Linked DNA regions of Homo sapiens: region 1 is linked to region 2. The links are chromatin loops, found by intact Hi-C in ENCODE. Cell type or tissue: dorsolateral prefrontal cortex. All regions are shown on one strand. Each heading gives the region's core, and the rest is flanking DNA. Links, peaks and the distances in the headings are about the cores only.

Evidence for each region. Peaks named below come from ENCODE experiments on the same cell type or tissue, not always from the same donor. Only the 100,000 strongest peaks of a DNase experiment are listed, where the experiment ranks them.
Region 1: it touches region 2 in a loop (2.0-fold over the local background); 3 of 110 quality-filtered maps call a loop at or near these places.

The regions. Positions count from the first base shown.
Region 1 is chr4:89,755,797-89,772,506 of GRCh38, forward strand. The region is part of intron 4 of SNCA (synuclein alpha); the gene reads right to left. Among named protein-coding and RNA genes, the nearest start is that of SNCA-AS1, 72 kb to the right of the region's middle. In dorsolateral prefrontal cortex, for the core only: no CTCF peak of the experiment used is centred there; no DNase peak of the experiment used is centred there; H3K27ac peaks cover 2,508 bases.
Region 2 is chr4:89,699,916-89,716,625 of GRCh38, forward strand. The region is part of intron 1 of LOC124900602 (a long non-coding RNA gene); the gene reads left to right. Among named protein-coding and RNA genes, the nearest start is that of SNCA-AS1, 130 kb to the right of the region's middle. In dorsolateral prefrontal cortex, for the core only: no CTCF peak of the experiment used is centred there; a DNase peak (open chromatin) is centred at 9,336; H3K4me3 peaks cover 629 bases; H3K27ac peaks cover 2,396 bases.

The DNA of each region.
Region 1 (16,710 bases), core at 4,281-12,280, 55 kb after region 2:
AGATGGAGTTTCGCTCATGTTGCCTAGGCTAGAATACAGTGGCACAATCTCGGCTCACTGCAACCACCGCCTCCTGGGTTCAAACGATTCTTCTGCCTCAGCCTCCCCAGTAGTTGGGATTACAGGTATGTGCCACCATGCCCGGCTAATTTTGTATTTTTAGTAGAGATGGAGTTTCTCCATGTTGGTCAAGCTGGTCTTGAACTCCCGACCTCAGGTGATCCACCCGCCTTGGCCTCCCAAAGTGCTGGGATTACAGGCCTGAGCCACCGCGCCTGGCCTGTTTTCATTTTAAGTGTAGTTGTCTAGCATTTTCAATACATTCCCCCCCGTTTGACAAATTTTATCTTGCCATTTAGCTAATGGGCAAGCAAAAAATTAAGTGGAATAATTGGACAGAACAATTATCTGGTAACCTAAACAATGGTAACATGAGATAGGTATTTTATGCATTGTTTGGACTTATAAACTATCTAGTGTTCTAATAATAGACATAATGGTTTATTCAACTAATAGCTACTGTCATCCTTAGAGGTTATTAACAACTCAAAGTAGTGAATTACATCCAACTAAAGGGTGCTTTTGTATAGACATTTGTTCTTATTGCTGGTCACTTATTCTTCAAATATCTTTTAGGCACCATTTACAAAGATGACCAGAGGTACAAAATCTGCATATATAATAGAAAGAGCCAGGTAGTCATTCAATAAAAGAAGGTATATAGTACCAGGAAAAGATTTTTATCTTAGCCTAAGGCAGTCTGAATTCTCAAGCCCAAAGCACATAAATTTGTTGGAATTATTTCAATTTCTAGTCACTAAAAATGTGACGCACATTTACACCAGTGGTTCGGTTGATTACTTCTCTTCAGCCCTAGTCTCTTAAGCACAGGTATACACACTTACAGCAATATCTCTGCATACAATATTTTTGACAGAATGAAAAAGTTAAAAATATTGATGTTTATTTCAGCGATTCTGAAATGGTTTATAAAAATTCTATGACTATAAGAAATTCATGAGGAATGCAATATATCAGGAAAGAACAATGTCATCTTTACATAAAAAGGATGCGTGTCAGTAATTTGAGAGGCTGGAATCTAGTGACAAATGTGTCACTTTTTAAGGTGTGCTTGATTCACAGCTGACAGCTTTGATTTGAAATTGCCTTTAAAACAATGTCTATGTATCAGTGCAATGAATTCTAACCAAAAGCTTGTTGGAGCTAACCACAGTACCTATATATTCAAGATGTTCATGGGAGGAATGGAAGATTTGATATTTAGGCACTGAAGGGTTGCTATGATAGTTATTATACACAATTGAGTTTAAAATGAATATATGTGTCAGTTCTATTATTAAATGTTATAAAATATGAGGGAATAATAAATGCTATGTAATTTATAAACTACAAGAAAATTTATATCAGGAAACTGCTTATTTCCTAATATATGCACTGTCTTCAGTGTCTCCAAAACTGTCAACTCTGCCAATGTGACTAGCAGATGATGAGCAGGCAGTCCGTGTGATATTATCAATTACATAGTCAGAAATCTGAGTCTTTCTTTCACCTTATGAGCTGTTTAGGAAGAAGGTGTATATGTGTGTAACAGGGAGCAAGAGGAGATTAACTTGTAAGCCATTATCTGATGCAAAGGCAGACATTTACTAAGTCATCTGTGAAGAGATGGTTCGATAATAGCTAAGCATTCATATAAATCTTCAGGGACTCGAATTCTCTCAAGTGTGACAGAATACTCCTCTCAACTGCCAGCGCTCCTGTTGTAAAAAATCACATTTGGCAAAGGGCTCTGGTGTTTTGAGTTCTGCTCAGTGACAGGTTTGTTTTAAGTAAGATTAATACTGAGGACAATAAAATGACCTTCAATTAAGACTCCTTTTAAATTTTGTCTACCTGATTTCCACTATGGTTCGTGTCTAGCTGTACTCTATCTAAGAATGATCTTTAAAACATTCAGGATTATGAGAGAGATATCTAGGAAGTCATAGGAAATAACCACTATTCAATGCTGTTCTGTACACCATTAGTAAACCATAAGAGAGGACAAACATTTATCCAAGAAAGAGACTATTACATAGCCACCAGGACCCAATATGGATTCAGCACAATTGAGCAATACATGTAACAGATTTGTGGTGAAAAACAGGTGCTGCTCAATTGCTTAGTCTAAAATTCTCCCTCAATTCCTTCCCATCACCTAATTTGTTTGACATCTAGTCTTTTTACATTATAATATAGTATATTAAAAAGTTCTTATTATGGTTTTTTTTTTTGAGATGGGGTCTCGCTCTGTCGTTCAGGCTGGAGAGTAGGCTCAGTGCAAACTCTGCCTCCTGGGTTCATGCCATTCTCCTGCCTCAGCCTCCCGAGTAGCTGGGACTACAGGATCCCGCCACCACGTCTGGGCCAATTTTTTGTATTTTTAGTAAAGACTGGGTTTCATGGTGTTAGCTAGGATGGTCTCGATCTCCTGACCTCATGATTTGCCCACCTTGGCCTCCCAAAATGCTGAGATTACAGGTGTGAGCCACCGCGCCTGGCCCTTATTATAGAATTTTTGGGCATACATTGCACATTTTTCTAATTGTGCTTCAATAATACCAAACAAGTGGGCAAATGCTTCACTGGGCTACATTTGCATCCCTGAGTACAATTTCACATTGGTTTTGGTTTTGTGAATTTTGGAGGAATTTATTTTGAGAGATGCCCCTGGAAATAAATAATGCTGATGTTTTGGTGTAATTTTATTTATTGCATTAATGGAATATGTAAATACAATCTATCAGCATTAGGCAGAAAATATTTAAGAGATATCAAATTCTTTTGCCGAGAAAGGTAGTAGTTTGCCAGGAACTACAAGCTTTCTAACTGAACTTTTAAAAATAAATTTTAATTTTTAATTTTGATAGATCATCATAGTTGCACATATTTAAGGGCTATCTGTGATATTTTCATACAATACTGCCATGTTTACTGCCACTATTCACAATAGCCACGATATGGAATCAACCTTTGTTCATCAACAGAAGAGGAGACAAACCTGACTTTGGTCTGTGCTGGCTGCAGGTTCTGGAGAGCTGTTTGAAGTGACAAGATGGCAAATGAAAGGGTCAGTTGGTTGCCTGGTGGATTATTCGTCCTCATAACACTTTACCTAGAAATTTTGCCTTTTCTCACAAAACCATAATAATGGACAAACAGCATGAACCTAGATATGCACCCCCAGTCACTATCGTAAGGTCAAGTTGGTATGAGTCACATAAGTAGAGGACTAGAAGTTTTATCTGAATAGTATTGTCATAGTGGCTAGGAATGAGAGTGAAAAGTAGACTAGATGTGTGCTTTGATATGGCTTGGAGCAAAAGGTCAGGTATTGGGGCACTTCTGAAATGATATCTATTATTTAGGAACTGGGTCAGGAAAATCTATAATTACATTCCTACTGTATTTACATACCATTCATTCCTAAGAGAGCTCTTCCAAAAAAAAAAAAAAAGAGATGTCAGTGCATAAAAAATAAACTCCATTTCTTTCTCAAGCCCAAAGTACATAAATCTTGAAATTTTCCAGCTAAAAAATAGGCATATGTTCTAGCATCAGCTTTAATTTATCCCACATTCATTCTCTGCTACAATAAAGTGACAAAGCCATTCATATTTTATGTTACATCTAATTATCTGTTTTTCAGTTAGATAAATATGCTTTATATCCTAGGTACCATCAGAATTTCAAAGCTCAGAAAATCACTAATGAGAATGGAAGGAATTAACCATCATGCAAGCAGAAGCATGCGGCTACCATGCTACATTGCTCAGAGTTCATGTAGCAGTTTAATCAGGGTAGCAGCTGTGCAATGAGCTTTGTTGGAACTGGAGTCTCGCATCCTAAATGTGAAATATCTACTGTTTGAAAGGGTGATAACTTTATGCCTTGCAAAGAAAACAGTCCTCAAGTGTTATTTTTTAATGAATTAACCCTTTATCTTTCCTCACACCTTTTCTCTTCTTTTTTTTTTTTTTTTTGCCCTCAGAAGTATTTAAAGGATAATCCCATATGATAACTCACACTGCCTAGCTTCAGTACAATGTCTCATACATTGCAGGCACTCACAAACATTTGTTTAATGAATGAATAAGTGAAAGTCCAATGGAAAATTACACTGTTGAATTTACAATGGTTTTAGAGGTACATCTCTAAATTTGTTGATTTATTTAGGATTGTACATTGTCACATTTTCACTGCTAAATTTCATATTATTCATTAAAGAAAGGCAGTGTTGGAGAGTTTTATAGTTGACAGATGAATTATCTATAACTTCTAATATACTCAGACATCATGTTTTTCTAGCATGTAACTTTTAAAATATAAACTCTCCAACATTTAAAGTTTTAACACTTTTTAGTAATTTTTTAAGAAATGACAGATCAATAGTAGCTTTCCATAAATAAAAGCCTATTAATTTGTATAACATAACAAAATTCAGTGCAACATAAATTCATATAGTACTCCTACAAGAAATCTATAGGAGTAAAATTATGATTATAAAAATCAACAGACTTAAACAAACAAATAACAGCTTTCAATTAAGTTTATAGATACCAAAGACATTCAACCTTTAACATCCCACTGTGTAAAATCAAATGGGAAAGGATAAAAGGACCAAAGCTATGGTTAGTAATATAATTGATTGCTGCCCTACCTACAAACTAATTTGTTTTAATATCTGTGCTAGAACCAGTATGTTACCCCTTTTAACTTTAGCTAAATAATGTTTATACAAACCTTACTATGCAGAGCTATCTTTAACAAGAGCATCCCATTGAGGAAAAAAGAAAATAGAAAGATATGAAAATTTTCACTTTTTTCTAATACCAACAGATATCACTTTATTGATATTGCATTTCTGTATATAATGACATAGAATATGAGCATTCCCTGTAGTTCAGTTTTACTGACAGTAACATTGCACAAATCATTTTAGGGCTATGTGCTATGCAGAGACATTGTACAGTTAATTGGCATCATTAAGTAACATTTTGAAATGATGAGGTGTTCAAATGTAGTAGTTAAAGGCTTGATTGGACATTGCTAAATTGGGTACTAGATCTCTAAAGAGATGGAATTTACCCCCTAGTAGGCTTTATCCTTTTTCACTTGTCTCAGATTTGGAACTCATTTCTTTTAGGTTGAAAATTTTATGTTCATGTTGGAAACTTAAATTTTAACAATTAAAAGATTACTTGAAATGCAATGCTACCCACGGCTGCCTGTCATTTTGGGAGTTTCTTATAGATTCTTTTTAGGGATAAGAATTATGTTAAAACCAGATGCTAGAATTGCTTTAATTTTTATTCCCCAGTTTCTCATTTCCATTTTGACAAAGAGGCCCAAAACATGAATAGCCTTTTGATCTGTTTTTTTCTCCCATATCAGTTCCCATGAGACCAGTGACTTCATTCTTTCTGTTATTGCAGGTTTACATTTTGCAGTCATCTTTTATTCTTGTATCACTATCTTCAATCATTGTGGCCAATTCTTTCCAGGTCATTCTCAAACCTCCATATCAAAGCTATAGATCAATAACTATCAGAACAAGTTAAACATTAAGATAAAGTTAATCATCTTTTCTTTATAATAATAACCACCACTGAATTGCAATTGTTATGAGGTATTATGCTAAACACTTTATCAAATCTTATGAAATAGGGGTAATTTTTATTCTCATCTCACATGAGAACTTGAGGCACATAAAAATTAAGGCATTTTGCCCCAGGTCTCATGGCTGGCAAGTGGTCTGTCTGACAGTAGAGAGCCAGCTTCAAGCACTGTACTATAGGGCCACTGTGTCATGACTATAAACCTTTCATGGCATGGTCTATACATTTGGGCTCTTCAGCTTCAAATTTATCTATCATGCAGGCATGACACTAGGTTTTCACTTGCACTGGAAGTCAACTGCTGGAAAATTAGTCTGTAGAAAACCGTAGGCCACAGAGTTCCTGAATGTGTTAGTAAGAGGCTTAGATTTTATTTTGGATGGGCTGGGAAATAATTGAAGGGTTGTAACAGGGAATGTGCAGAATTGCATTGTGGAGAGATCTAATTGGAGATTGGGGGAAAGATGAGCAGGCCCTAAACTGTGATAATGTTGGCAAGCTTGAAGGGAGGGACAGAATCAGAAAATATTTGTAAGTGACATTTCTAGGCCCCTGTGATTTACTGGCTGGAGGATGAGCAGGTGAGAGGTGTTTGTTTTGAAAAAAGTGATTTTGAAGAGAGGTCAGAAAAAGATTTTCATTTTTTTACTTCATGTGTTCATGAGTTGGGGAGTCAGGGTACAGAAGGAAAGACACATGAAGCCAGGGACTGACACAGAGACCAGACACACAGTGGGTGCTTCATGGATAGCTGTTGAATGATTTGTGAAAATCAGATAGCAGTGGTGAGGGTTTTTATGCAAGTGAAATACAAATGAACTTCTCAAGGTGCCATATCTGAGTTGTGGCTTTGATCTGGTTCCTGACTTTGAATTATTTTGTTCCTATGAAGTACAGGACTTTGTAATAAAAATCCACCATACACAAAATCCCCTGGACTTAAGAATATCTCCACAAGTTATAAGAATTGAAACTGCTTAGAAGGAACAATTGCTTGTACTCAGCCAGTCATCCTCAGCTGCATGAGTCTCAAAACGGGGGTGGAGAGTGTCTACCTCCTCCAGAAAAGGTTTTTAGAGCGAAATCAAAGAGACTGCCTCTTCTCCACCAAAATTATTTGTCTTAAGATGGGGACAAGAAACCTGGCACCCAGGAGTAAGGACACAGACGTGCTCTCTCATTTTAAGCTGAAGCTGAACTGTCTTGTCCTAAAAACATATGCCCAGACTCTAGAAAAGCTCTCTTAGACAGACTGCTAATTTCTCCATTTCTGTCACTTAAGAGGATTTTAGGGACATATAACTTTGAGAATTCCATTCTGCAGCTTTCAGAGGTAATACAATCCAATACTCATAGTGGGCTTATGGTGTACCCGGCACTTTTCCAAACATTCTACTTGTTATAGCTTCTTTAATTGAGGTACGTATTCTTATCATTCTCCATTTGGGAGATTTGAGAGAGAGGCAAAGTATGTGCCTTAAGATGACACAGTTGGTAAGTAGGAAAGCAGAACTTTAACATCAGCAGTAAAACCCTGAGACTATTGTTTTAATGTGTTTAATAAATGCCCCACTAAGAAACCAGAGCAAATTAAAAGTATGCTGTGTTCTATTAATTTGATACAGGCAGAAGAAATCTAAAAACAGCAAAGAATGATATTTAAGAAGAACTCTATTTTAAGTAGTTATAGGACATATGCTTAAACTGAGTGAACTTTTTATGAACTTTTCATCAGAGATTTTTTTTTAATTGTTGTTTTTCTCCTGTGTCTGTGACTGAATAAATGGCCTCTGTTCACTGGAATGCTTCACATGCTTCCTCTCTCAGTTGTAGGTGTGTTTATTTCTATTCAGACACCAAAGGCCTATGGGTATCTGCAAATTAACAGTTTCATTTGCTATTATGTTCCATCATTGTGAAGCAGCACAGGAAATTAACATATCTGTAACCACGCCCTTACTATATAATATGAAAGTGTAAATTAAAACATGCCGTGTTCATTAAACTGAGATAAAACCACATTTTGAAAATAAAGTTTAGTAAGTGGATACTTAGTATCACATTGGCGATACTAAGCTTATGACTTGCTTTTAATATTTGGATTGCAAATAAATTTGGAAGCTAATGTATGGAGTACAATAATAGCGAAAAGCATGGGCTTTGATATTAGACATGGCTATGCATCCGAATATCTTATTATTGGATATTCGATTCAAGAACATATCAGAATAGTAATTATGTTGTATTTGATTCAGTGGCTGAGATTGAAGGGCAACTAACCAACAGAGGAGAAGATATTATTGATTGTTCTAAAGATTTATCCTCCAAAGCTTTCCTTTACCCTATCTTGTTACATCTTTTTTAAACAATGCTAATTGTGTCCCTTGTACATATTCTTATTCAACTCCTCAGCAAACATCTTCTATGTGACCAACATTCTGAGAGGTGCTGGAGATGCAGGGAAGAGTAAGATGCTATGCTTGACCTGCAGTATCTTGAAGCTAGTTGGGGCAGCAAACCATTAAGACATTCAGCAGCATAGCTGTTGTCTGCAGAAACAGATGGGGATCCAAGGGTTGGAAATAATACAGAGGAGAGATGGATTCATTTGAAGAGTTCTCTTGTTGCATGCTTAATATAATTAAAGTGCCTAGCCACTAGTAGATGACAGTTTTCTAATTTTACACATCATGTAATCCCCTTAGTCTTGAAGATATTGATGGTGTTAATCACTTGAATGCAGTGACATTAATAATTTCTTAGATAAAAAGTATACTGTTTCCAATCATAAATTCCCTGCCTCCCAGACTCTCTGTGAGCCTCATGTGCATAAGTGGAGGGAAGGACCTGCTGATCTAAGAATACCCCTAGTGTCAAAGAAGTAAATGGTCAAGTAAGGTTGTCCTAAGAAGCCATGTTACCCCTTCTGCTGGTGAGCACAGAGCCCAGGTATAAAATTTTTTTTTTTTTTTTTTGAGACAGAGTCTCGCTCTGTCACCCAGGCTGGAGTGCAGTGGTGCAATCTCGGCTCACCGCAACCTCCACCTCCCGGGTTCAAGCGATTCTCCTGCCTTAGCCTCCCGAGCAGCTGGGACTACAAGCACATGACACCACACCTGGCTAATTTTTTGTATTTTTAGTAGAGATGGGGTTTCACCATGTTAGCCAGGATAGTCTCGATCTCCTGACCTCATGATCTGCCCGCCTCAGCCTCCCAAAGTGCTGGGATTACAGGTGTGAGCCACCACGCCTGGCTGCAGAATCTTTACCTAGGTTACTGTTGTCCATGTGGGTAACAATCTTGACATCTGAAGTGTTCATTGAATAAAAATTTGTATTGAATATTCTTCTAACAAAATCTGAAAAAAGTACAGAGCTATTTTTGAAATGGATGAGAATGTATGGTAATTTAGCTAGTTCATTGTATGTGTCCTGTTTTCAGTTATCATTGCTACTGAATTATTTATCTTTAGGTGTATAAATTATAGTCAAGATGCTTACAATTGATGAAGGAAGAATGATTTTAAAACACAGAGCAAAATGTTATTTTAAATACAGAAGTCTATTCTTCTCCTCCATGAATAACTGGCATTCTGTTTCTATTGTATATTAGGTTGAAATATGTGTTTTTGTCATTACCAGTGTTTCCACAGGATAAGACTGAAGGCACAAGCATTTAATATTTGCTGAAAGCACTTAAACAGAAAAAATATTGGCTAGTGAGATTAAGAATGAAATAAGGTAGACAAATAGCTGGCTGCAAAAGAGACCTTAAAAAGTTTCTCAGAGCCTGGCCAAAATGGCAAAACCCCATCTCTACTAAGAATACAAAAATTAGTGGGGTGTGGTACCATGCACCTGTAATCTCAGCTACTCAAGAGGCTGAGGCAGGAGAATTGCTTGAACCCAGGAGGCAGAGGTAGGTTGCAGTGAGCCAAGATCATGGCACTGTATTCCAGCCTGGGCAATAGAGCAAGACTCTGTCTCAAAAAAAGAAAGTTTATCAGTCTATTAAGAATATACTTGATTTTTACAAGAAGAATCAATTGCTTTACAAAGTTATTTATCTAAAATGTATGAATAAAAATGTATAACTATAAACATATCTATAAAACTAGTAAAGATCAAAAGCTCAGGTATCTTTAACTTTCTCTGCTTCTACTATTCACAAAAATATTTGCTCAGAGACACAGAAACTCATCTTCAAGATTTATTTTTATCTGGGTGGAGTTACAGAGTTGCCTTGGTAACAGCAACTATCACCAAATTAAGTGTTAAGCACACGTTTTTAAACATTTTTAACATTTTAAAAATGCAGATGCCAAAGGAGAGCAATGTCAGGAGAGAATGTTGTAAACTCCCTTTTTCCCACATCTACTTGACATTACAAGGTTTGTACTACTTTCAGAAATTCTCCAGTGTTTAAAAAATGCGTCTATAAACACACATATACACAGAGCACTTCTTATTGAAGTAATCACCTTAAAAATTATGTAATGCAATGAAAACCACAATGGTTTTCCTACCATTGACTAAGAAAGCAAAGGACCTTTCTTCTGAAAGTGAGGAGGACCTCTTGCCTCCTGTCATTTGTGAATAGAACTCTGTAGTCAGAACCAGAGCATTTCTGGCATTTGGTCTAGAATCATTCTGAAGGGCAAGCCTGGTGCTGTGTTGCTAAGCACAAACAATTTGGTATTTGGCTCCAAAAATATGCTCGAGATTAGTTCTTCCCTCAGCAACAGGCGCTCAGCCAAATAATTTTTAACCAACTCTCAGAGCCCAGTATTGCTTGAGCTACTGAGATCCTATTTCAAGTTATTGCTATCAAGATATGGAGGAGAGTGAAATACTGACACTTGTGAGATCCCAAGACTTACACTAAATCCATACAATTTCTGTCCTGAATTAAAAATTTTTTTAAAAAAGAGATGAAAAGTGTGACATTTCCAAACCACGTAATTGGTTTCTTTCACCTTAAACTCCAAGTTAGAGAAGTATTTTGTTGTTGTTTGTTTTGTTTTAAAACTAGACTTGGTGGAATACAGAACATAAACATTTTAAACAAAATATTAAACTTCTAGAACAGTGGATCACTTAAAATGAAAACTTTAAGACTTTCCTTAGACTGAGTTTTTTATTCTTAAAAAAAATTAAAAGGAAGTTGAATTTTATTTCTAAACGGTGCAGGACAAATGAATAAAATACATTTTGCCTCTGTCTTAAACTTAGAACAGATACGCAATCTCTTTAACAGTATGTAAAAATTCAGTCTTTTCTTTCTTTGGTTTCCAAATTACAGTGAAATGAAACATTTTCCTTTTATGTGTAATTAGTGCAGTTTAACTAAGAGTTATGGAGCATCTTTCCACCTCATGGTGTATCCATGTAGCTGAATTTCTTCAGCATTTGCTTTTTTAATTTGTATAAGGAGTAACTGTTCCATATCTTAGAAATCTTTGAAATTAGAAGTTGATCTAATAGCATCTCTAATGTAGTCTCTCCTTGAATTTTAAATATAATAGATATGACCTGTTATTTAAAAGATATAGTGTTTACTGGCATATAACAGTTGTGTTGAGAATTTTTCATTGAATAAAATATATTTCCCTTGAAATTTTTGTTTTATGGTCATATCTCATAATCCACCTCTGAATCAATGAACACTTGTATTGGTGGAGAAAACAAAGATCCTTCAGACAGACTTTCTGTGTGGTATGTTCTTTCTGTTTCTTTTCTAATAACATTAACTTACATTTAAAATTATTATAATTCACTCTATTTTCACAAATCATCAAATCATACTCAGATATTTAAAAATAAATTTTATTGTATATATTTACAGTAAACAACATGCTGTTATAAGATGAATGTATATGGTGAAAAGGTTATTATAGTGACAAAAATTAACACATCCATTGTCTATCTCACGTAGTTACCCACTTTTTCCCCTGTGGCAAGAGCAGCTATAATCTACTCAATTAGCAAAAATCCTGAATACAATACACTATTACTAACTATAGTTGTCATCCTGCATGTCAGCTTTTTAGTTCCTCCTACATATCTGCTACTTTGTATCCTTAGATCTACATCTCCCAATCTCCTCCCTGCCACCTCACTCATGGTAACCAGTGTGTGGACTGTGTTTTTTGTTTTTTTATTTTGAGACAGAGTTTTGCTCTTTTGCCCAGGCTGGAGTGAAGTGGCGCCATCTCGGCTCACTGCAACCTATGCCTCCTGAGTTCAAGTGATTCTCCTTTCTCAACTGCCTGAGTAGCTGGGATTACAGGCACCTGCCACTATGCCCGGCTAATTTTTGTACTTTTAGTAGAAACAGGATTTCACCATGTTGGTCAGGCTGGTCTTGAACTCCTGACCTCAGGTGATTCACCCACCTCGGCTTCCCAAAGGGCTAGGATTACAGGCGTGAGCTACCACATCCGGCCGGTAACCACTGTTTTATTCTAACTTTATATTTGAACTTTTTCTTTTTAGATTCCACATATAAGTGAGATTATGCAATTTTGTGTGTGGATGTGTGTTGGACTTATTTCCCACAGCTTAATATCCTCCAGGTCCATGCATGTTGTGGCAAATGACAGGGTCTTCTCCTTTTTTAAGGCTGAATAATATTCCATTGTATATACATATACCACAGTTTCTTTTATCCATTCATGCACCAACACATACCTAGGTGGTTTCCATATCTTGGCTACTGTAAATAATGCTGCAATGAATATAGCAGTGCAGATATCTTTATGAGGTGATGATTTTATTTCCTTTGGGTACATCCAGAGGAGGGATTGCTGGGTCTTAGGTAATTCTAATTTTAATTTCTTTAGGAACCTCCGTACTATTGTCCATAATGACTGCACCAATCTATATTTCCACCAACAATGTACAAGGGTTCCCTTTTCTCTACACACTTATCAACACTTAAACTGAACATGTAGACTTTTTCTTTTCATTATTCTCTAAACAATATAGTATAAAAACTATTTACATAGAATTTACATTGTATTGGGCATTATCAGTAATCTAGAGATTATTTAAAGCAGCAGTCCCCAACCTTTCTGGCACCAGGGACTGGTTTTCTGGAAGAAATGTTTCCACGGACAGGGATGGTGAGGGGAAGGGGAATGGTTTTGGGATGATTCAAGCACATTACATTTATCATTAGATTCTCATAAGGAGCGCACAACCTAGATCCCTCACATGTGCAGTTCACAATAGGGTTCGTGCTCCTATGGCAATCTAATGCCACCACTGAGCTGACAGGAGGAGGAGCTCAGCTCTTGCTGTGCAGCCTGGTATCGAACAGCCTAACAGGCTATGGACCAGTACTGGTCATGGCCCTGGGGTTGGGGACCCCTGATTGAAAGTATATGAGAGGATGTGCATAGGTTATATACAAATACTAAGCCATTTTATAACAGGGGCTTAGGCATCTGCAGATTTTAGTACCCAAGGGAGGTCCTGAAACCAATCCCCTATGGCTACTGAAGGACAACTGTGTATCATTCTTAACAGAAAAAAACAAAATCTGTTTTGTAAATAAAATTTTTTCATTATTATTTCCATTTCACTCTGGAATTTAGTTAGAAATTAAGATTAACAAAATATTAATTGACTACTAAAATGTACCAGCACTAGCAGCACATACCAAAAACTAATACAAATATTCCAATAATATTAAATAATGACTGCATTTGTATTTCATCTGAGAGTGGTTTATGGTTCTTCCCCATAAGTGGCTGATTTATTGATGGCCACTTTTTCTTAACTCCTGGTCTTTCTCACAATCACAGAAAACAGTCCCTTATCACACAAATAAAAAAGTCATCTCACCATTCCTCTGTACCTTTTATCTTAACAGACTTGTGTTTTGAAATATTATTTATACTATTTTTTAATTTTTTGAGACCGGGTCTTTCTCTGTCACCCAGTCTGGAGTGCAGTGCGCGATCTTGGCTCACTGCAGCCCCAGCTTCCGGGTTCAAGCAATTCTCCTGCTTCAGTTTCTTGAGTAGCTGGGATTACCAGCGCCCATCACCACACCCAGCTAATTTCTGTATTTTTAGTAGAGATGGGTTTCACCATGTTGGCTAGGCTTGTCTCTATCCCCTGTCCTCAAGTGATCCCTGCAACTTGACCTCCAAAAGTGCTGGGATTATAGGCATGAGCCACCATGCCTGGCCTTATTTATATTATATTAACTCTAATAATCACTATGCCACTTTCTGTTGTAATTCTTTAGGCACTTCTTCTTTGTATGTTTTTAATTAGCATGTAGTTATATAGTTATATATTTACGTTTAGATATACCTCCAAGTAGCCAATATTCTACATGAAGTGATAAAGGATTTATTTATCCCTGAAATTATGAAAAGTCTGCCTTGTTTTTTCTTTCTTGCATTGTGCTACAGTACACACATACACGGACACACGAATGCACACACATGCACACTGGGTTCTGCTAATTATCATTTCCTTAGTTCCATATCATTCCCCAACCCCTAAGCCACCTGTGTCCATACCAGTCTTCCCACTGCCTACCAGCCCCATGTCAGATGACCTCCATCAGTAGTATCTCCATTTATGGTGTCTCGCCTTTCTGACACATAGTAACAAGTGAGGTGTTAAGACTAACAAGAGAAAGAAGGCATTATTCTTATCTGGCTAGAAAGAAAACAATCAGCAACTTGTCTTTTATTTAAGGGAAGAAGGCTTCACTCTACTATATTTTCAAGATATTCCAAAACTGCAACAGACCCTTTCAATTATTTTACTTTCATCTATTACCAAAAAGGCCAACTTTTAGATTGAGGCAATGAAAACTCAGAAACTTTTTTGGAATGACCTTCAGATTTGAGATGACCACTGTTTCAACAATATTTCAGTTATAATTCTTTCTCTATATTCATTTAGGGAAATTTGATTCTGAAAAATACAAATAGCTTCCTTTCTCCTGAGCTAGGACTGTATTTAGAAGGGAATAAATTGTAGATTTTATTAAAATTTGATCACATTTTCTTTTTTTGTGCTACGACACAGTAGCAATGTAGATTGAAGGCTTTTACATGTATTTTTAAAATTGCCATAGAGAATTATTTGTATTAATCATAGATTTCCAAGGCTGCAAAAGCTAAATAGTAAAGCATATAATAATGGTAGCGTTAATTTGAAAAAAAATTCCAGCTAGCAAAACATGAGTCTAGATGTAGATATCATGTTCAAAAATCACAAAGCAGATTGCCAGCAAAAAATTGAACCAAGTTTTTCCCCTTCAGAAAACTAGCTTTATTTAAAAAAATTTCCTAATATTTAAATTGATTCACACGTTTATAACTATACAAGGGTTTCCTTGTTTCATCAAAGAAATAAGTATGAATGAGCAGAATGTTTTAGTATAAAAGTTTACAAAGTTTATTCACACTCGGAACAAAGGAATAAGTAGGAAAAAAAGAGCAACTAAAAACAAATGAATTCTTTTCCCCATCCCTCTCGTTTGTCTCCAATCAGTTAAATCCTTTTAATGATATATCATAAGTAGCTTCATGCTTTAGTTCACATTGACGATATTCTTATATCTACATCATTAATAATCAAAATAGTCTTTCTGTCTTTAGTTTTGCTGTCTCTAAGTCAGAACTCAATACTGTTGCTCTAAAATACAAATGTTAAGATGATTCTTCAGGAGCTTCTCATCACCTGTACTATAATGCTACTAGCATGAGAGCACCCACCTAGCCTTCTTATCTCAAGTCCTGCCCTGCCACTCTGTACATATATCCCCTCTTTAATTCACCCTTAGACAGAGACAGAGAGGGCCACGCATCTTGTCTTTTCCTGAATTAATATGTGGTTTTTGCCCCATGCTTTAGCACATGTGAATCCATTTGTCCAGCATGCCTTTGCTCACCTGTGTACAAGAAGAGCTACATAACAGATCAAAAGGAACATCAAAGGCGCTGGTTCTTAGAGTCTCATGTCCATTCCTCCAATTCTCGCCACTTCTGGATGCACTGTTTCTTATGAGCTTCCTTAAATATGCTGTGCCTTTTTGCTTTCTGCGTATGGGCATCTCCAGTGCCAAAGTAAGAGGAGATTTCTGCAGAATTTCAGGAAGTTAATATCCTAGTGGCAGCTCTCAGACAATGGGAGACAGGAGCTAATGGCTGTTTCTTCGTTTTGTCCTTCAGGCTGATAATCCAGAAAACCAATCTGCACAATGCTTGAGAAGGTGCAGAGAATTAGAGCCCTCATTGCCCTCAATGCAGTACCTTTATATTGGCTTTTTCTCCTTATTCATCACATGCTCCTGTTTCCCGAGATTGCCACCCACATATACTACTTGCACCCTACACTATATTTCAGGCTCTTCCTTCAGGATAATGAAACCAAGCTAAAGGCAAAATCCAACTTTTGTTTAACTCATCCTGCTTCTGAGCTCCCAAGATCCCTGAACCTACTTCTCTTATATAATTTATTATAGAAAGTTATTTAAGCATGAGATTTCTCTAGTTTATCTTTGAATCTCCACTGTCAATATAGTCTCTGGCCAATGAAAGCTGTTCAGTTAATGTGTGGTGATTCAATACATGCACTCCTAATTCTCATTTATGAACATTTTGTTAAATCGTGGCCTATAGGAAATAGGCATGTAAAATGCACCTGTAAGTTTTATAGCACCTAGTACAGAGTGACAGCTCAAAACTATTTGCAGAATGAAAGAAAAAAGGAAGTTGACTCTCCAAAACAATACACATGGCCAAAGCCTGGAAAAAAGTAATAGTGTCCCAGTGTAACTTCTAGGAGGTGTGAGGAAGAAAGAAAAACAAAATTGGCACCTTTTCCCAGGCTTTAGACTGAGAGATATTAACTTGGAGAGGGGAAAGCATAGTCTAAAGAGAAACAGGGCTAAGGAAGGTATCACTTTCTTTTACTATCTCTCAGACAGATTGCAATGCAATCTCAAGGCAGCACTACACTGGACAAGGTACTAGGACTCTGACCATTCTTGTTTTTATTC
Region 2 (16,710 bases), core at 5,006-13,005:
TTTTTCCCATTATGTTTCAAAAAAGATGTGATGGATATATTATTAGCTACAACATTATTCTTTTCTATAGACAGTAAGACCTGATTCATACAACCTCTCAAAGGCATTTCTGTCAAAGAGCAGCAAGAGAAAACTGACAGCAGAAATCCTAAATTCTAGTTCCTTATTCAAGCTTGTTCCCAATTTCTTTTTCTTTTCTTTTCTTCTTCTTGTTTTTTTTTTTTTTTTTTTTTTTTTTTTTTTTTTTTGGACAAAGTCTCGCTCTTGTTCTCAGGCTGGAGTGCAATGGCATGATCTTGGCTCACCGCAACCTCTGCCTCCCGGGTTCAAGAGTTTCTCCTGCCTCAGCATCCCAAGTAGCTGGGATTACAGGTGCCTGCCACCGTGCCTAGCTAATTTTTGTATTTTTAGTAGAGACGGGGTTTCACCATGTTGGCCAGGCTGGTCTCGAACTCCCAACCTCAGGTGATCCGCCCACCTTGGCCTCCCAAAGTGCTGGGATTACAGGCATGAGCCACCATGCCCAGCCACCCAATATCAAGGTTATTTATCAACAGATACTTTCTTAAATTATTACATGAAAGGATTTTGTGAAAATCTATATTAGTATAAAGAACTACAAATATTGCCCAGAAAAAAATAGTCATCTTTGTAAAAGGCTGTAGATACAAAATGCAAGCAACTCCGGAGCTAAAAGAGAAAAGGCTACTTAGATGCCAAGGGTCTCTCCTCAAAAATATATTTAAATTTGTGTTATAAAAGCAACATGTAACTGGGACATCATATGTTTTTTTGCAGCTCTGCTGGTGACTATGTGTTGCCTAAATCACCTAATATCTTTGGGCTTCCTTACATCATTTGTGAAGTGATGGAGCTTGAATAATAGAATTTCTAAAGATTCTCTCAGCTGAACCATTGTTTGAGTGGAGATTCCTCTCCCTCTCAGTCTAGATTTAAAAAAATTAAACTGTTTGAGCTAATTGTAGATTCACACACAGTTGTACAAAGTAAGACAGAGAGATCCCATGTACCAGCTACCCAGTTTCCTCTAGTGGTAACACGTATATAGTGCACAAGTATAGTATAATATTACAACCAGAATACTAGCATTGATTCAGTTAAGATAAAAAACAGCTCACTATTTAATTTCTTAGTATTATTCAGGAAAAGGTAGTATAATTTTTGACAGCTTACTGTATGGAGTGTTTTACATGCTTTATGTCATTTAGTTCTAATTATACACCACTTTAAAGACAAGGCTCAGCTAAAAGCAGAAGAATCAGGTTCAAGTTCTGCTTGACTTCACAGCACTTATTCTTACTATTTAGCATGCTGCCCCTGAAACAGATCTCAAAGATCTTTATCATTGCTTCACATAGCATTACATTGTGCCACATATATCACTAGAAATATATGTACATTATATGCCTTTGTTTTCCTCAGGAAAACTTTGTTTACAATCTTTTACAGAGGCACAGGCCTGGGAAGATTTAAAACATATCCAGGTCTAGGTCACCCCGCCCCTCGGTCATTTGGCCAGGATTAAATTTGCAGCATCTATCTTCCAGGCTCCCTTCTTTCTTTTCTGCCTTTTACACGATAGCCTCATTTTCTGAATAATAAATGATGGCAGAACACAGCACAGAAAGAAGAGACACTTTGAAAGGAGTCATTTATATGTTCCAAGGGAGGAAAAGTAATTTTACAATCAAATCTGCTCAGATGAGTTCCTTATTTCTATAAAATAAACAAAATCACACTTACTTTTCTATGAAGACATAAATGCAAAATTGAAAACCATGCTGATTAGACAGTCTTCTACCATCCCCTACCAATCTAGTAGAGTGCAAATACCAAAGTCTTTCTGAGCCTGTAGGGACTCTTAAACCACTGTAACTTGAGTCCCTTAGAAGTAACACTGGAGTAACAATTAATTTACACAATAAATATGTATTGAGGGCCTACCAAATGTCAAAGTTAAAAAACTGAGTACATATGGGGAACCAGAAAGATACAGCTCTTCCGTGATATATATAGAATATAAATATATATTTATTTCATAATGAATAATTTTATACAAATATAAATTATTATACAAATTAGATTTGTATAATTATATAATTATATAAGTAGACATATATTTACATGTTATATACATTATGGAGGGGATTCATGAGGCATTATAATAACATATAAAAGGGCAACTTAATAGAATATGAGAGTTCAGAGAAAATTTCTTTGAGAATGAACATCAAACTTGGAAACTGAAGAATGGGAATAACTTCTGCATTTGGACAGAAGCCTGTGGCCTGGGGACTGGTATCTTTTGTGTGGCTAAGTGCTTGCTCATTCACTTACTTGGAAATTATTCCTGGCTGTGCACTGTGTCCTTCTCTGGGGCTGTCAGCTGGAACATGTACACATGGCATGGCCTCTCCATGTGGCCTGGGCTTCCTCACAACATGGTGGCTGGGTGTCAAAGATGAGGAGAGAGAGAGAATGTGAGCCAGGTGGAAGCAGTATCACCTATTATGCTGCAGTGCCCTAGACTAGAAAGCCACTTGGCATCACTCATATTTCATTTTTTTTTAATGTAGTCACAAAGGCTAGCCCAATTTTATGGGGAGGAGAAATAGACTTTACACCTTAATGAGGAGTGGTAATACTGTGAAAGAGCATTAAAACAGCAAAGATTGTATTTTTAGAAATTTTGGGGAAATGTAATCTACCTCAAATAACTATCATAGTTCAAACCTATAAAACAGAGTACAGTTTAGCTGCCACCTTTTAGCCAAGTGAGGAAAAGCTGCAAGTCCATTTTGTAGAGCCACAAATGCAAAACCTAAATTTTAATTCTAGATTTTATGCTCAATAAAAATGCAATTTTCTCACATATATATTTTATATATTCATTTCCACTTGTTCAACTATGTGTCAAATATCAACTATATTTCAATTTCAATCTCTCAGAATTAAGTGAATAAAAGGCAGATTTATAAATAGATTTTATCAAGCATTAACTGTTTTCCACTTTCTGCCACTTTGACCAAAAAATCATTTGCTTTCTAAATGAATTTACTCCATTCACTTTAACCAATGCCCCCTTCCTTTTCTTTTGGTTATCTCTGTCTGCCACTTTACTTATTACTGTCTGAGAAAACATAATATTATGACTGCAACAAATGTATTCAACTGTCCTAATGGAAAGAATCCCAAGGGAAGATGGATAGGAATAAGCAAAGTGAAAAGAGAAACACCAATGTGGCTAGTGGTTGCGTGCAGGGCCTCTGATTTCAACCACCTGAGTTTGAAATCAAGCTCCAAAATTTGCCATTTGTGAGACTCGAGTTACTTAACCTTTTTTTAACTTTGGTTTCCTTTCTGTGACAAAAACGGTTATTATAACAGAGCCAAGCAAATTGAGTTATTTAAGTATAAAACTAAATAAAGCTTATAAACCATGCCCGGTGTTAGGCACATTTAAGCCCTCGGGAAAAGTTAGCTATTGTAGCAAAATTATTTATATTAATAGGAAAGAATGGTACCTAGTTTACCTATCCAATGAAGGTAAGCACATAGGGAAATGGATATGGGATTATTATCATATGATGTTTCCTCAGACATTCAGCCTTTCAGTACAGTAGGCTTCAGATAGCCCTGGGATAATAAATTAGTATCATCAGGGATACAGCATGAAGGCCAGTGACATTGGCCTCTCCTGTGTACCTAGACCTCTCATAGTTTCTCCCCACAAATCTGATTGGGTTAGCTTCATTATCATCTACAGTGGTCTCTGCATTTCCACCTAGACAGTTACTTTAGCAGTGTCCAGTAGATTGAGGTTTGTTTGCTTTTATCACACTAGCCCAAAAACAGAATTATTTGTGCTTCAAAGGAGACTATAGGCCTAGCAGGCTCCTAGAATTTTGTAAATTCTCTCTGAAAATAGGCATGTTTGTTTGAATTGAATATACAGCTGGGTTCCTGTAGATCTCAGAGGAGATGGGGAATCTCTTCCTCCACTGCCTTTGCCATCACTGTCAGCCATCAAACGTTTGAAAATCACCCCACTATGCTGTAGCTGCTATTGCTTGGCCTCCCGCCCTGATGACAGTTAAAACCTGCATTACTCATCGCTGACTATCTTGCGCTTCTCTTTGGCACCCAACATCAACCTGCTTCACCTCCTTATTTTTTCAACCATCATTCAAGTGTAGACTCTTTTGGGATAAGAGTTGTTTTGTCTTATTCTCCTATCAATAATGCTTTTTCCTTCTGTTCCTTGATCCCGTCTCTCTTCTGATCCTTCTAAACTCCTTCTCTAAGTCCACCATTCCATGATTAATGAGCTCTAGAGATGACTAAACTCTTTGCAAAGTACTTTGCACATCTTGGATTTAAATAAAATTTCATTCTCCCTGAAAGACCTTGATTAACATTTTCTTCTTTCAAGCAAGGCTATGTATTCTCCCATTTCTTACCTCTTAGCATTGACAGGCAGGATTTGAACACTCTGTGCTCTTCATCATCATTTTCAGACCCTTATTCATCAGCCTTCTCATAAAACTGTCATGCATCTTCACGGCTGATGCCAACAAGCTGTATTCTCTTCATCTCTATTATGGCTAAGGAGCAATCCAGGAGATGTTCTACAAATGGTGTTTAATTCTCTACTGCAGATGACATGGTCATGTTCCAGAATCCTTAGGATTTATGCTGTGAAACTCCTACTAGGGTTTGTGCGAAATTCCACACAACATGTGTTTTTCCACCACAAATTATGTATAACAATTTTAAGTTTGAAACTGTGAAGGATCTGAGACATTACTTCTGGATGAAAGAACACATCATTTATTTGCAGATCATCTCAGCAGTGCCCCAGTTCTCCTTTGGGCAACACAATGAGGGCCAGATATCACCTGCGCATATAGAGGTTTTGCTACAGAAGAGGAATCCAAAAATTATGAGAATCAGAGCTTAAGTAGGGCATCTGGTGCATCTATTCCTCCTCCTCCCTAGAGAAGGATTTTTGCTTTGCAATGTAGACAAATCTTCTCCAGGGAGAGGAAGAGGAAATCTCTAGCTTTTCTTTACCATTTTGAAATATAAGCAAATGGCTCCAGGGAGGATTTATCTTTCAGGTTGCTATTCAATCATCCTTTACTCAGAAATCCTGGATCATGCAGAAATGAAAAATATTAGTTGTTTCACAACACTGTGGTCTAGATGGTACAGTTGTTCTCATAGCAGCCTGAATCTGCTGCAAGGTACTTTTCTACTCTGAATCCTATTCAAATTTGGCTGTATTCCATGCCATCTGCTGAAGGTTAGAGTACTATTCCCAGTGGTGGACTATTCTGTCTCTTGGACCCCAAGATGCTCTGTACTTAGTGGTGGGATGTGTGAGATGCAATAATTTGTCATTTATTTTCAAGGGGATGTCCAAATATTGCCCAGACCTTTGGGACTCTCAAATTTTCCAATGCAGTTGGTCCTGATTCTTCATGGGGTTTATCTCCCATCTCCTGGAAGTCATGTGTTTAACCAAAATCATATTTTATTAACATATTTGCCACTTCTTGCTCATCTAGTCCTATTACATGGTGTTGTCTATATAGTGGATTAATATGATATTCTGTAAATGTTTAGACAGTATAGATCTTTTCAGACTATGTTAGGACTGACGACAGAAGAGTTCACACAGGCTTATGGGAAGACCATAAAAGTACATTGCTGTCTGTTTCAAATGAATTTAAACTTATTCTGGTCCTTCTTCTTATCAGGAATGGAAATAAAGACATTTGCCCAAGTAATGGCCATACAGCACTCCATGTATTTGAGCCCATGTTAATTATTCCACATCCAGTACAGCAAACAGAATTTATCTGGTTGACTAGTGAACTAATTTGGGATATAATGCAGACCATCGCCTTTGTATTTCTTAAGCCTTTAAAGGTGGCACTGATCTCTGCCATTGTCTTCAAGATACAATATTGTTTTTTTATTTACTAACTCAGCCAGCGGGAAAGGAGTTGGTGAGTTTCAGAGGTTTCCATGTAGCCTTCCTCACTACAATGTATTCTCCCAATCAGGACAGAAACACTTGTGAGAGTTCTAATATCAATCCAGTATGTCTACACCAATTACATAGTCAGGGCCAAGATCAGAGAAATGGCCACTGGTTGGTTCTGGGGACCTTGTGGACTCACTGTGTGACAACCCATGACAGTATTGCATGTATTATATACTCTACATTTGTGAGCATTTTAGATTTAGTCTAAGCCAACTTAGTGTCTAACACTAATATTTTGTATTCCTCTTTTGTGTATGGTTCCTTGTATGAATAACTATAAGCCCCTTTGTAGAAAGACTGTGGGAATCACTTTCCTACATATTTGTCCATTTGCCTGTTCAGGCAGGGTTCTTCCTCCTGAGAACCCAGTTTGCCCTTCAGCTCATATGTTTCAGATCTGAAAATTGTCTCAGATATGGAAACAGACAACCATTTGAAGCATTTCATTAGTCCTGGTGCCCTCGGCCTTTACTTCTGATTTATTTTGGTTATATGAACTGAGCAGTTTCATTTTAGGTTACAATCTATCTGCCCTTAGGAAGCTATGTTTTATTAACCATTTCCATGGTGTCCTGTGGTTCAGGACCCCAGATTGTCATGCCAGTCTTGCTGCTCAAACTCATTGCTTTATTTATTTATTTATTTATTATTCTTGAGACGGAGTCTCGCTCTGTCACCCAGGCTGGAGTGCAGTGGCACGATCTCAGCTCACTGCGACCTCCGCCTCCCAGGTTCAAGCAGTTCTCTGCCTCAGCCTCCTGAGTAGCTGGGATTACAGACATCCGCCACCATGCCTGGCTAATTTTTGTATTTTTAGTAGAGATGAAGTTTCACCATCTTGGCCAGGCTGGTCTTGAACTCCTGATCTTGTGATCCGCCCGCCTCAGCCTCCCAAAGTGCTGGGATTACAGGCGTGAGCCACCATGGCTGGCTGCTCATTGCATTATTTGTAACCTCCTTGCTTCGACAATAAAATGCCACCACCTCATATCTATATTTTGGAATTCTGTCATTCCAAATCATATTATTGGCCCAGTTGTGTAACAGTTGAGTCCAGCTGTGTAACAGTTGAGTCCAGCTGTGTAACAGAATCTCCTGCTGTTTTTCTTTACCAACAGAGGAACAGTCACTACTGAGTTTCTCAATGATATTGGTGCCTCTCTCACCAGAGCATAATTTAGCACTTTGGTAAAAGAAGTGTCCTTCAACTCCACCCGTGGAACGTGTTCAGATGGCAGATTTTCTAAGCTTACATTAATATTCACTGTAGCATGCCTTTTTCCATTATCTGCCATTGCACTTGCTCCATTTATATTTCAGTTACTATGGGCCACTGCTGTCCCCCAAAACCTCGAAGTGAAATCCAACCAGCATATTAGCACAATATCTTGGTGTGCTTGCCAGGTAATTAGACCTGGTATTGTGGGAGAATACTACTATGTCAATAAACTCCTCATTATTCAGACTTTTGTTCCACCCATCCTCCAGTCTCTTAATCCAGCAACTGCAGGATCTAGTCCTATACATCATTTTCTGGTTGCTACTGGTATATGTTGCCTGGATCATGGAGCTTCTTTGGGATATAGTTCATTTATTCCATTTCCTCCTTTCTGTCTCAGTACTTCACTAGCCAGTTAATGTTGTGGTTTGATGCTACGTATTGGTCTGGTGGTTAGGAAAGGAGGTGTGGCTAGGTTCTTAGGTGGGGTTGCAAGCTAGAGACTGCTGCATTGTCTTCAAACAGGAGGAAAGTGATAGTATTTAGCTGGAAGGAGTTGGACGTTCCTGTAAACCCAGAGAATTCGAGAGGATCTGGGGCTTCAATATTGTCTACCCACATGGCACCGTCGCACTTCTCAGAGTCTCACCCCTTTTCAACAAGAGCCTTGGCTTGATGCAGTTGAGACTTTAGCCTTCTCTGGTGCTCTGCTACTGGCCCTGATCCTCTGTTTTTTTCTGTCTGTCTATAGCTGTAAAAGATAACAGTTACTTTATATGCTGCCAACGAGGACCTCTGACTTTCACATTTTGCTTTTGAGGTGTGATTAATTACCCTCAACCTTTTGGTGTCTTCCTCCAATGCATCAGTTATGCTCAGCAAGAGCCATCTGATTCCATTGTCTTTATAATTAGTACTTGCACTGAACCTCTCAAAAGCCTGATGTGTTGTACTAGCCTGTGCAGTTCCATTTTCTGGTGTTTTGTTCCATTTCAAATAAGAAAGCTAATAACCATCAGTAGCATCAAACTTCATTCTATCTTCTTGTTTGATACATTTCTTCTCCACCAGGCAATATTCAAAATGAGTTGCAAGTACTTAGTTTAGTGTCTAACACAATGTAATTACTCTATTTATTGAAAATATAAATATTAGATTTCTTTTATGGCCTGTGTGATGACTTTCACTAAATACAATAATTGGTTGCTTGTAATATAGTGTAAATAGAATGAAGCTAATTTTAAGGGCTGACATTGGAATTGGGTTCTGTCCACTGGGATGAATTTGATTCACAATAAGAAATAGATCACAGGTAAGCTAACAGTTATTATTGATCTAAAACTGACTTGGTCAGGCTAATCTGATGTGTTGATGTGTTGGGGGTCTAATCTAGATGGCTCCAGGCTGCACCCCTTCTGTTCAAGCTTGTTGGAAGTAGACACTAACGTTCTTTGCAGAAACCTCTCCACATATTATAAAAAAAGCTACAGTAAGAGCTCTAGGTTAATTTTAAATCAACTGTATAAACATTACTAGCATCAACAATATTCATCACATGGCAAAGTTATCATGTTTGTATACACACACAGGCATATATTTTCCAATAAAATTGAATTGATTATGACTCAGAAGGGATACCAGTGAAATTCCAGTAATGCTGCTTCAACCAGTGGAACATAATGGATTCAGTTTTCACAGCCTCCCTTATCTCTACTCACAGAAACCTCTGCCTTTCATTCCCAGTGCAATTCCTTTCAAGGCAGCGTGGCATGCTATCACAGAGGGAATGTTATTCTAACTTGTTTACATCCTTGAGGGTGAGGGTCAAGGGCTCAAAGTATGTTTTCCTTCTCCCAAAGAAAGGAAGGATGAGGAAAATGGAGTTTTGTGGAGCTCCCTGGTGTTTCCACACATGCCATGTGGCAGTATAAAAAACAGCAAGGTTTTCATCTCTCAGACGTCCATGCTTACTTCCTGTCTTACATGCACTGCTGGTGTCTGGCCCAGAATCTAACAGCTCCTCTGAATGTACAAAGGATTCTGTTGTATTTTCTGTCATCTCTGTTCTTGCTTGAGCCCCACTTATGTTACCACAGCTCAGCAGTCAGCTGCTCCCACAATGACAGCCTGTCTCTTCATCTTGCAATTTCCTGTTCTCCATTTTCCACTACCAAGATGCAACAAAGGGAATTCCTTAAAGGAGTTATGTGCTTGCTTATTTTCAGAGGCGGGAGGGGACAAATTTAGCTATTTTTGACCACAGAGGTCTCTCACAAGAGCCACTGAAGTCAGATCTTTCCTCAGTTAACAGTAATCCTAAAGAGTCACCCCCCAATTTCTACTGATCACCTCATTATGCCACTATAGGGTGGGCAGAAGAGTAACTATGGCTTTTGTTATTTAAAAATCAAAAACATTAAGTAGTAATTTGAAGGACTCAGTGTCTTCTTTGCTCCCTTGTGTGCCACTTGTATTGTCACTGAATTTCTTGGTAAGTTCTAAATATTAAAAGCAAATACGGCTGACACATGATTACCAACTTGCCTGGAAAGCAAGTCAAATAACTTCTTTATTAACTTCATCACGTGCAGTTAGTAACAGAGTAAAATCCTTTAATCTGAGAGCAGTAAAAAAACTCTAATACCAGTCGGGCACAGTGGCTCACGTCTGTAATCCCAGCACTTTAGGAGGCCAAAGTAGGTGGATCGCTTGAGGTAAGGCATTCAAGACCAGCCTGGCCAACATGGTGAAACCCCGTCTCTACTAAAAATATAAAAATTAGCTGCGCATGGTGGCAGGCACCTGTAATCCCAGTCACTTGGGAGGCTGAGATAGGAGAATTGCTTGAACCCAGGAAGCAGAGGTTGCAGTGAGCCAAGGCCGTGCCATTGCACTCCAACCTGGGCAACAAGAGCGAAGCTCCACCTCAAACAAACAAACAAACAAACAAACAGCCTCTCTTAATACTTACTAATGTGCAGAAGGAAACCCCAGCTTATTTCTAAAAAGGCATCGAACCCATATATTTCTAATAAATGCATCAGTATGTAGAAAGGTTATTTTCTTCTTTTATTCATACAACTAAGTTGTACACTTCCTATAAAATTCAGTCAAGCTGAATGATTACATTTACATTCCAGATTTTGCAAATGCATGGAGTGAAAAAAAATTAAGCCAATTGAGTTGAGATTTTTTAAAAATCAAAGTGCATCCTCATAAAAATAAAATTGAATACATTTTGTAATACTCCTCTCTGTGTACTTCCAAGGAAGACTGAATATGCCCTTTAGGTTTATTGCCCAGTAGGAGGATAACCGGCTTGTAACTGGCAAACAAATATGAAATCTGAAAGATGCAGCCATCAACTCTGATAGTCATTAAAACTGATCTAAAACTGACTTATTCAAGCCAATCTGATGTGTTGGGGGTCTAATCTAGATGGCTCCAGGCTGCACCTCTTCTGTTCAAGCTTGTTGGAAGTAGACACTAACATTCTTGGCAGAAGCCTCTCCACATATTATAAAATAATCTCCATTAAGAGCGCTAGGTTAATTTTAAATCAACTGTGTAAACATTACTAGCATCAACCATATTAATTACATGGCAAAGTTATCATGTTTACATACACGCACATGCATATATTTTCTAATAAAATTGAATTGAGCATGACTCATAATGGATACCAATGAAATGAAATCTGAAAGATGCAGTCATCAACTTTGATAGTCATTGAAATTTAATTTGATAAATGATCATACTCATTTGAGTTGTAGAATAACTCTTGGATTAGTGTCTAGTTGTCAAGAGTTCTACTTTTCTGGAAACTGTCCCTGTTACAGTGAGGTGGGTCTCTACCAGCCATGGCACTGCTATATGACCTGCTTCACCTGCTGCAGTTGATTGGGTTGATATGGATGGCTTATTTAAGCTGTGGCAATCAGAAGATCCTAGGAATTTAGAAAGTTGAACTGAGAAACCAGAGGCTGGGAGCTTCTGGTAGCTCAGTTTTATTGCAAATGCTAGTGGCCCTGAGGCCTATGAATTCCCACACCTGGAACCTGCTCTGATACCAGCCTATCTGGGACTGGGTCTTTCAGCTTTAGCCTAGCTTTTGTGAGATGTGACAACATCTTCCTAAAAAATATGTTTATTTGTTTAATCTAGCTCCAGTTGGTGTCTGTTATCACCTTAAGTCTACTTTTGTCAGCTAATACCTTATGTATACCTTAAGCATATAAATATATTTTCACATTATAAACATTAATATCTTTTTACATTTCTCCTGCCTACCAACAAGTGAACAAATATTTTTCTCTGAAAATTTGCAGTCAGACTAAATGTTTGCATTAACCATAATGACACAAAATTTCAAGTATCCATTCAAAATTTCAAATATCCATTCCAAAAATGTCTTATTTAATATTACAGTTTACCAAAATAATATTGCTGAGAGAATATGCCCTTAATCTAAATATACAGAAGGTATTCTGTCAAACTATAGTGAACTTAATTTTAAATACATTCAAGTACTATATTTTAGACAACTATATTCTTAGAAAGCTCATTTCCACTGCTCGGTGTACCACATTAATTTTTGATAATTCGGTGCTCTAGCAGTGTAGAAAGATGATTGCTAAAGAACAAAATATTGTAAATATCAGCTCAGCACTTTAAATATTATTGCATGTCTAAAACAGAGCTTTTTTTTAACAATATAGGTTCCCCAAAATGTTCATAATGTTTTCTTAAATGTACAGTCTCTTGCCCTTTTACAACTGAGGAGTAATATCAGCTTCCATAGCAACACTTAGGCCATATCAAAATAGCATTTTACAAATGAAGAATCAAGTTAGTGATGCCATATCTCATTTACTACGTTGAAAGCCACATATTGAAAAATTTATCTTTTTCTATGATAAAGTAGCAGGTATTTTTGTCCTTTGCTCCCTTGAGAGATTGTCAGTTTCCTTGGATCTTGGAAGAAACACATAATATTCAGTCTCATGCTTATCATGAATACTCCATAAAGTTGAATGAAAACATACCTCTCTGGGAGGCTAATGAAGAACAGATGTAGGCAAAAACAAGTTGGTGACGTTAGGAGAGAACTCAGAAGCTAAAATAATATTAGTGGGAGTAGAGAGAATGAAAGAAAAATACCAGTTGTCAGCTTAAATGGAATTGGTGGATATAACTGAACAGCTGATAAAATAAAGAGGAAGGAAAAGGACGACCTGCAATCTCATTTTCTCTCTTTAGGTTACAGCTGTGATTTTAGTTGAAATAAAATGTGTTTCCTATTCATTTATAAAGAACATCAGACCTACAGGTTTTTAAAATCACGCTGGAAGCAGTTACAAAGAATGTTTAGGTCTTAGGCAATATGACAATGAAAATTCACTATTACTCAAGTTTAACTAACAGCAGCGTGTTTGATTCTCTGCTAATCATTTCTTTCTTTTTGGTTTTGGTTGTTTTAACATAGGTTAACAGTGGATTAAACTTCAAATTCTGGTAATCCTGAAGCTAAAATACAGCTCTCGGCTATACTTGTCACATTATACACAATTTTATCAATGACTGTAATTCCTAGAATTTGCAGTTGAAACATTATCTTTTATCCTTTCCACCCCATTTTTGCTGTTCTTAGTTCTATTTTTTATGTGTACTAGATAACTAGCTAGGGATGAAATAATAAGGATCTTTGGGACAACAAAGCTAGACAAAGTATTCTTTAAAGGTAATTTGCCCAAGCGATTAAGAATATGTGAAGAAGTATTTATCCATTTGGGACCTGCCAGTCAATTTACTTAGCGGTGTGATTATGGTTATTGCTCATTGGAGAACAGCATGGTTCCAAAGGCACAGTTGCTGTTTTACTCACTAAAAATTGGTTAGTTTGAATTTCATTATAAAATCCTTACTTGATTATCTATCACTCAATGTTTGGTCATAAAGTGCAGTCTTAAATCACCGTTTCTCCAAGCGGTTTCCTTGGACTATCACAGCCATACAACACTGTGAGCTAAGAAAACTTCCTTGGGTAGGCGAATTTGTGAAACTGCTTATTGTATCACACTCGTGGAGACAAACAATGCTCATTAAAATGTTAATAGCTCTGAAAAATCCTGCAGTATAGAAGTTTAATTTATTCATCAAATTTTTACGTATCTGTTTAACTCCCCAGGAACTGATATTTTATGCAATATATTTTGTGAAAATAAGGTTTTAGTCAGTTATTCTGAGATGCTTCTAGTAATTACACAATATTATTCTTCTTTATATAGCTTCTTAACCTATTCTGGGTTACATCCACTTTAGAAGTGGATGAAGAATATAGATGTTTTTAGTTAGAAAAAGCTATGTAGACATATGGACATTAAATTTTATATAAAATGCAAGAAGTTACATCTTATTTAAGGATACTTAAAATCCACCATTGGCTCTTTTTTCAGAAAACTTGAACCTTGTGGTTCGCTTACAAATTTAGCTTCCTTTTAGGGACTGTTACCATAAGGTATATTTAGCTGTTGACAACTTGAATTTTGCAAAGTTTTGCTACTGCCCTTTATTTAATGTGAATGTGCCTCTCACCTTTGTCATGGCCCTTTTGAATCAAACTGTAAGTGGAAAGTTATAGATATTATCAAAGAACCAAGAATGAGGAAGCCAAGATTGCTTTTCCCTGCTTGTTTGTATTCTAAAATAGAGTATTTAGAACACAAAATCTTAAATGCATTTCTTTAGTGGATAAAGTTCCAAGATATATTAGAATGTCCTTATTCTGTTTATATCACTGATATTTAAAAGTATAACATTGAGTCAGTTGAACAGTCTGTAAAACATTTCTTAGTGCTCTGTTGTAGCCAAAAGAAATGCAGATTATATTTAGTTTGTGTACAGTCTATTTCAAACATATGTATAAGAATGTAGTACTTTTAGCTTTTCTATTACTTTCCTTTTTCTTCCATGTAAGTTAGGATGGTGTAAATACATAAATAGATGTTGCTTTGCAATTTGATTTCAATCTCTGTGTGTATGTCCTAACCGAATCAAAAGGCTTTTTGGAAACTATCAAATTCTCTCCAAGATAAAGTACAGAAAGATATTTATGCATTGGTAATAAAGATTGAAACTTTATTTCAAACACTTTTCATTTGGTTTCTTTTGCACTAAGATCTTATTGCTCAAAGTTTTTTTTGAAAATTTTTTCTTCTGTTTTTTTTTTTTTTTTTTTGAGACAGAGTCTCCCTCTGTCACCCAGGCTGGAGTACAGTGGCGTGATCTCAGCTCACTGCAATCTCTGCCTCCAGGGTTCAAGTGATTCTCCTGCCTCAATCTCCTGAGTAGCTGGGATTACAGGCACGTGCCACCATGCCCGGCTGGTTTTTGTATTTTTAGTAGAGACAGGGTTTCACCATGTTGGTCAGGCTGGTCTCGAATTTCTGAGCTCATGATCCACCCCCGCTTGGCCTCCCAAAGTGCTGGGATTACAGGAGTCAGCCACCGCGCCTGGACTCCTCTTTTTTTTATAATAGTCACCATAGTAATATAAGGAATTACTATATTAAAAGCCCAAACGTATATTTATTTGACCTGAATATTTTTAAAAAATATTAATATCACTTTAATTCTATTACATCTTGCTGTTAAGATTTTGACTTTTCTTACACCAGTGAAGATGAGAAAATGGAAATAAAGAAATACTAGGTATTATTAAGCGTTAATATAATTATAGTAGATCTCATTTAATCTTTAAAACAAAGTAGCGTGAATGTTTTAATTTCCAATTTATATCTAATTTTCAGAGGCTAATATATTTCCTAGGGTCACGTAGCTAGAATATTGTAGAGCTAAAACTTGAACCCAGAGATTCTGATTGAGAAAATAGCTATGATTTTATTTTTTAATAATTTTGAAATAACGGGCAGGGCAAGTATTTGGGGAGAGGTTGTCAAAATAAGTAAGAATTTGCCTTTAGAGAAGCATATTCCTGAGGTTAAAAGCACAATAACCTTCATAGGTGGGAATTGAACAATGAGAACACTTGGACACAGGGCGGGGAACATCACACACTGGGGCCTGTCATGGGGTGGGGGATGGGGGAGGGATAACATTAGGAGAAATACCGAACGTAAATGACGAGTTAATGGGTGCAGCACACCAACATGGCACATGTATACGTATGTAACGAACCTGCACGTTGTGCACATGTACTCTAGAACTTAAAGTATAATAAAAAAAGAAAATAATTAAAAATGAATATAAATTGAAAAAGCACAGTAACTTGAATTAGTCTGGACAGTAAACAGAGTTAGGTTTCTTCTTTTAACTTTGGTGTAGAAGTCTTTCCTCTGTTTTATTTATTTTGCTATCATCCATCTCCTAGGCTCTAGATCCATGGCATGTCTTATAGAAAGATACTAACATAGCTTTTAATGCATGTTATACACACACACACACACACACACACACACACACACTTTTATATCTTTTCTAAAGTAAATCCATTCCCTCACCTCAAATGTGAAAGACCGTAAGTTGCTGGCCTAGTTTGGAATCTTGTCTCTTGTATAGTTGCTGAGTTCACACCTGCTGCTTCTCCATCTGCTACAATTTTAGATCAGTAAGACCTTCTTGAAATATGTGGAAAATGTCAAACATACTCCCAAAAAAGTGCTGTCTTCTTTTAAGCTGATGGTGTCCTGAGATGACTGAGGATTTTTGTTGTTGCTGTTGTTGTTGTTGTTGTTTCCCAATGATTAGAACTCACCTCTTTTTTTTTTTCCCTCCAGTGACCTATAGTCTCTTTATTTAAGGGATCAAGACAACTTGGCCATGGTTTAAAGAACAGAGAAATAACATTTCAAGAGTAAATGTCATTGCACTTGATGGCAGTCACTTGAAAGGTCATCTATTCTATACTTATAAGAAATTAATTGTACACCTGAATGATATTTTTTAGCCATTAAAAAATTTTAGTGAATGTACAAATGGGTTTCTTTTCATCTCAATCTTAATATATCTAGTATAACAAATTTTGTATTTAAGAATAACATCTAATAATGATGTTTGCACATTCATGCAGATATTTACTCTAAGCAAGATTCTACTAGCCATTGTAATGTGAGGGCTCAAAAACGTAATCAGTAAGGAACTTGATGAAATTATATTTGCATGGGTATACTGGTGGTTCTTAACTTAAATATTAAGTTCTTATTTTTTGTGCTAAATATTTAGACGTGGAATTTTGTGTTTGTTTTCTTATACATTTGTATATATATTTTATTGTACTTTTCTTAGATTACTTAAAAAGTACCTTGTTTCCCACAGCAATAAGAAAGGTGCAGGGGTAATACAGTGGCTCAAAGGAGCAGGAAGTAGTGAATCCTTAATTTGTTATATAGGAAAACTGCTC